Regions from separate parts of the Homo sapiens genome. Here region 1 is linked to region 2. A link is a contact called in ENCODE Hi-C or POLR2A ChIA-PET data. All regions are on one chromosome and are shown on one strand. The core of a region is the stretch at or near the end of the contact, and the rest is flanking DNA. Distances in the headings are between cores, read along the strand shown. Region 1 overlaps CXCR5 (C-X-C motif chemokine receptor 5). Region 2 overlaps TREH (trehalase).

What was found. A loop is a pair of places that touch in the nucleus more often than their neighbours do. ChIA-PET counts read pairs that join two places held with the same protein, here RNA polymerase II (POLR2A). Pooled maps may share reads with other maps.
Region 1: a loop to region 2 is called in a pooled map, with 11 times the contacts of the local background. The contact joins two enhancer-like sites. A Hi-C loop is called at or near these places in 8 of 50 pooled maps. POLR2A ChIA-PET finds 5 or more read pairs at or near these places in 4 of 52 experiments (AG04450, B cell, Caco-2 and 1 more).

Annotation. Positions count from the first base shown.
Region 1 is chr11:118,895,042-118,897,741 of GRCh38, forward strand. It overlaps CXCR5 (C-X-C motif chemokine receptor 5), which reads left to right. Exons shown (of 2, transcript NM_001716.5): 2 at 1-2,700. It overlaps BCL9L (BCL9 like), which reads right to left. Exons shown (of 10, transcript NM_001378213.1): 10 at 1,095-2,700. Among named protein-coding and RNA genes, the nearest start is that of CXCR5, 12 kb to the left of the region's middle. RefSeq lists an enhancer at 723-1,481. Within about 2 kb of position 1,363, at least 8 of the 41 ENCODE cell types and tissues checked have a DNase peak (open chromatin) inside an H3K27ac peak, as active enhancers do.
Region 2 is chr11:118,658,126-118,660,825 of GRCh38, forward strand. It overlaps TREH (trehalase), which reads right to left. Exons shown (of 15, transcript NM_007180.3): 10 at 2,414-2,608; 11 at 1,622-1,839; 12 at 1,245-1,356; 13 at 780-892; 14 at 555-608; 15 at 1-316. The coding sequence ends at 164. Among named protein-coding and RNA genes, the nearest start is that of MIR6716, 15 kb to the left of the region's middle. RefSeq lists enhancers at 307-856, 515-809, 857-1,406. Within about 2 kb of position 1,451, at least 11 of the 41 ENCODE cell types and tissues checked have a DNase peak (open chromatin) inside an H3K27ac peak, as active enhancers do.

The sequences.
Region 1 (2,700 bases), core at 113-2,612, 240 kb after region 2:
CCATCAGCTTAGGGGCTGCTGACCTCCACAGCTTCCCCTCTCTCCTCCTGCCCACCTGTCAAACAAAGCCAGAAGCTGAGCACCAGGGGATGAGTGGAGGTTAAGGCTGAGGAAAGGCCAGCTGGCAGCAGAGTGTGGCCTTCGGACAACTCAGTCCCTAAAAACACAGACATTCTGCCAGGCCCCCAAGCCTGCAGTCATCTTGACCAAGCAGGAAGCTCAGACTGGTTGAGTTCAGGTAGCTGCCCCTGGCTCTGACCGAAACAGCGCTGGGTCCACCCCATGTCACCGGATCCTGGGTGGTCTGCAGGCAGGGCTGACTCTAGGTGCCCTTGGAGGCCAGCCAGTGACCTGAGGAAGCGTGAAGGCCGAGAAGCAAGAAAGAAACCCGACAGAGGGAAGAAAAGAGCTTTCTTCCCGAACCCCAAGGAGGGAGATGGATCAATCAAACCCGGCGGTCCCCTCCGCCAGGCGAGATGGGGTGGGGTGGAGAACTCCTAGGGTGGCTGGGTCCAGGGGATGGGAGGTTGTGGGCATTGATGGGGAAGGAGGCTGGCTTGTCCCCTCCTCACTCCCTTCCCATAAGCTATAGACCCGAGGAAACTCAGAGTCGGAACGGAGAAAGGTGGACTGGAAGGGGCCCGTGGGAGTCATCTCAACCATCCCCTCCGTGGCATCACCTTAGGCAGGGAAGTGTAAGAAACACACTGAGGCAGGGAAGTCCCCAGGCCCCAGGAAGCCGTGCCCTGCCCCCGTGAGGATGTCACTCAGATGGAACCGCAGGAAGCTGCTCCGTGCTTGTTTGCTCACCTGGGGTGTGGGAGGCCCGTCCGGCAGTTCTGGGTGCTCCCTACCACCTCCCCAGCCTTTGATCAGGTGGGGAGTCAGGGACCCCTGCCCTTGTCCCACTCAAGCCAAGCAGCCAAGCTCCTTGGGAGGCCCCACTGGGGAAATAACAGCTGTGGCTCACGTGAGAGTGTCTTCACGGCAGGACAACGAGGAAGCCCTAAGACGTCCCTTTTTTCTCTGAGTATCTCCTCGCAAGCTGGGTAATCGATGGGGGAGTCTGAAGCAGATGCAAAGAGGCAAGAGGCTGGATTTTGAATTTTCTTTTTAATAAAAAGGCACCTATAAAACAGGTCAATACAGTACAGGCAGCACAGAGACCCCCGGAACAAGCCTAAAAATTGTTTCAAAATAAAAACCAAGAAGATGTCTTCACATATTGTATTTATATATTTATATTTATATATATATTTATATAATGGTACAAAATGGCTGGGGGTGTGGCCATGGATGGAGGGAAGAGTAGGCTGGCCTGTGGCGTGGGTGGGAGGAGAGGGGACGGAGAGGGCACTCGGCCCGCTGCAATCTGACCCCTCTCTCCTCAGGGCAGGAAACACAGAGTCAGACAGTTTGGGGGGGTCTTGGGCCAGGGGTGGAGGGCTCAAGGGCACAGGGCCCAGGCTGAGGCAGGGCGGGCAAAGCGCCTGGCAGGATGAAGGGCAAGTGGCCCCCCAAACACAGAGGCCCTGGCCATGGACCCTGGGAGGTGACCGGGGTGAGTCAGGGGCCTGTTGTCAGCCCCAGAGGAAGCGCTGGACCTGGCCGATGGTGGGCCGAGAGGACAGCACCAGGCTGGGAGAAGTGGGGCGAGTTCCCTTTGTATTACAGCTGCCAGTGCAAGACCAGGCCCTCCAGGCCAGGAAGGCTAGGGACGGGTCCTGGTAGAAGACACCCTGTCTAGAATGGCCCTTGGTCCTGGAGGTGGGGCGCAAAAGGCCTCAGCCAGGGAACTGCCCTGCCACCTCCCGAGGCAGGAAAGGAAGTGAGAAAAGGAGAAGTTTTTTTACTCCTGGGGCCAAAGTAGGGGGACAAACACCCAGTCGTATATGGCTTCAGCTCTGACCAAAGGCGGATAGGGAGCTCTCCTGGGTAGGAGCAGGGAGCCAAGGGGGAGGCAGTGGCTGTGCCTGGGTGGGCACAGACAGATCTGGTACATGGCCCTGAGCCCTGGGCAGAGGGACAACCTTGCCGGTGAGTGGGCAGGCAGAGAGGAGGCGGCAGGATGCTGTTTCCCCGATTCCATCCTCAGGGAGTGGAGACTGGAGGGGAGGTGCACTGACTCAGATGAACTGTTCTCCCCCTTCTTTGATAAGAAGTAGGTGGCAGCAGCCTCTGGAAAAGTCAGGGCCCTGGAGGTTACCTGGCCCAGGGCTACTACAGCCACAGGCCCCAGTGGCACCATGCCACCCCTTCCATGGCTCCACTCAAGGGGGCCACACAGCCACCGCCTCTTCCTCCTTTCCTTCATCCCAAACTGGGACAAAAGACTTCAAGTTCTGGCTAAGATGTAGCAGCAGCGGATGCCCGGGCATCCAAAGTGGAAAGCCAGGGCCCCGTGTCACCGGTGTGGGCAAACACACATGCACGTGCACACATGTTCTCCCTGAATCACTCAGCAGCAGACAGGCTGCCGCCCTGGGGGTCTCAGCCCTGCTAGGGCTCACCAGGTGGAAGCCTAGGTGGTCTGACCTCAGTTTAGGAGTGGGTCATTTACGTCATCTTACCATTTGGGGACGAGACAGGAATGGTATCCCTTAGGGACCCAGAGACACTGCAAACAGTGGGTGGCCATGTAGGGCTGCATGTCCCTGGGTCCAGGGGAATGGAGGGAGCAATAACTTGAAGAAGGGGGGA
Region 2 (2,700 bases), core at 201-2,700:
GAGCTAGGCCCCTACCCATGACCTCCAGGTCGTGACCCTGCCCTCCACTTCGCTCTGAGGACAGGCTGGGAGGTAGGAGGGCATGAAGAGGCAGGGGAAGGCAGGAACTGGTGCAGAGGTTTAATGGGGCAGGAGCTGGGGCCAGGTGAGGAGAGGAGGGCTGTCACCATGGCAGGAGGCTGAGCAGGAGGCTGGGCAGAAGGGTGGCCGCCAGGCAGTGGGGCTCCAGGAAAGCCAGCTTGGCCCCTGAGGTCAGCCGGTCACCATAGCGGTCCAGCAGCATCAGGACCACGCCATTCGTCCAGCCAAATCCCTCCTGGGAGAGGCAGGGCAGTGGGGCCAGTTTCTGGGGAAGCCTCATACCCTTGGTGGGGGCTGTGGGCTCTCTCCCCAGGGGCACTGGCCCTGCCTAACCCCAGCGGTACAGGAAGCACCAGTCAGCTCCTCCCCCGGGCCCACATGCAGGTGAGCACACTGAGGCCTGGGGCGGGGGTCATGAGCAGCAGAGTTCAGGAGTTCCCTGGTGTTGGCCAGCCCACCCCTGGCCTGCTCACCTGAACTTCATATTCTCCTCCCCCACCGGGCTGTCCACCGTTGCTGACGTCATACTGGGGACAAGCGGGTGGGCTGTATGTCAGGTACTGCCCCCCAGCTCCAGGAACAACAAACAACCAGAGCCCCTGGGGAGAAGCTGCTCTGCCTGCCCAGCAGCCCCTGCAGTGCTCAGGAGTGGCCACTGGGACAGCCTGGGGGTGCAGGGAGGGCTTGGGCCAGCTCACCTTCTCATACATGGCTGACTTCTGCGAGTAGACATCAAAATTGGTTCGGATCCAATTCTGAGCCAGCTGGAAAGCCACTTCCTGGGCCCGACGTAAAGGTGCCTTGGCCAGGCCTAGACCCCATTGCAGGCAGGACTCAACCTCCAGGTCTCCCATCCCAGACAGAGCAGTGGCTGCACCCTACTCTCCCCAAGGAGGGAAAGAGGCCTGGGCCCTAAGACTTCCTTCCTGAGACCACAGGCCAAACTGCCCTTAATCGACGGCCCTGGTTTGAAGGGCGAACAGGACTGATTGCACTGGACAGGCTGGGTGGACATAAGTGTCAAGTGGAGGCCAGGAGAGCAGAGGAGCGAGAGAAAGGATACGGGGCCTCTTGTGTCTTTTGTTCATGCCTCCCCAGCACCAGGGAGGCCCACCTCTACACCCTGGGAAGGGTCCTTGGCTGTGTCAGCCCTGCCTCCCTACCTCTGATGACCAGGTCCTGCAGGGGGGCCCAGGCATTGGGGAAATCCCACTGCTGGCCTGTCTTCTGGAGAGAGGTCGGGATCCCATACTGGTAAGTCAGGATCCGGTTGTCCTAGAAGGTCCCAGACATTCCCATGACTGTGGGTGGGGCTGGACTGGGAGCCAGGACAGGACGCTGGACCCCGCGGGAAGCCAGACGTCCCCTTCCTGGCTCTTCTTTTCTCGGCTCACAGCTGCCCCCCGGTGGCTCTGGTGGGACCCGCAGGCTGGGACAAGGGGCATAGCCGGAGGAAGCGCCCTCCCCTGCAGGTCCTGTTCAGGGTCGGGAGGGGGCGGTGCTGCCTGCAGTGGACCCGAGCCACCTGCTGTGCCCTCACCTCCAGGTATTTCAGAGCCTTGTCCGCCACGCCAGGGTCAGAGAAACACCCGGCCCAGAGTGGAGTGAGGTTGGATGGGTAAAACTCCCGGTTTTTCTTCTTCTTCTCAAGGTCGTAATCGAACCAGGCTCCGGTCTGCTCATCCCACAGGACTGTGTTCAGGGCGGCCAAGCGCTGCGACCGCAGGATTCTGTACTTCGTGGCCTGGGAGTCGTTCCCTGGGGCAGTGCTGCCTTTAGAGCCAGCAGCCAGTGCCCTGCCTGCTGCCCCAGGCTTTTTTCGTGGTTCTACTTTAGCCTCCCCGCTTTGTGTTTCTCTGCAAAGGCTGAGACACCCTGATGACCAAGGGGATGTGCCGATCTGGAGCCCACCACATTTCTGGCCTATGGCCCCGCACTGCTCCCAGGGAACCACTGGAGCTGATCTGTCCCCAGGGTCTCCAGGGTCTATCCTCCCAAGGGTACTGGCTGGGTGGATTCCCCTAGCTCTTAGGGGGTCAAGGGCAGCTGTCTGAGGGAGAGGGAGTGGAAGGATTTTGGATGCGTGGACTAGGGTTCCCCTCACAGACCCTAGAGACCCTCACAGTAAGAAAGGGAGGAAGAGAGGATTAGGGTTGGCTCCGTTTGTTCTCTTGTCTGGTACGCAAATGTGAGTGCAGGCTTCCACTAGGGCGGGGCTCGACAGGCTAAGTTGCTGAAGGCCTGTCACACAAGGGTCCTACTTCCAGTTCTATTGCCAAGCCTGAGCAGGAAACCAAGCTCCCTGCTTTCCCTTCCCTACTGGGGTGCTCACCCAGCCTGGAATAGAAGTTGCTCATCAGCTCCTCTGCTTGGCATAGGAAGGCATTCAGGTCAACAGGCACCAGTTTGCTTGTTCGGATGCCGCTAAGCGAGTTGGGGTTTGGGCCTCCAATGAGCCAGCGTGAAGAGAAGTCCCAGCCAGACTCAGCCCCAGCCTTGAGCTCAGCCCACAGAGCCTCCCGGTCTCCTGTGAGGACAGAGCAGGGAACCAGCCAGTCCCGGCTGCAGGATAGGCAGCCATTGACAGGAGACCAGAGCCTGACACAGCAGGTGTGCAGC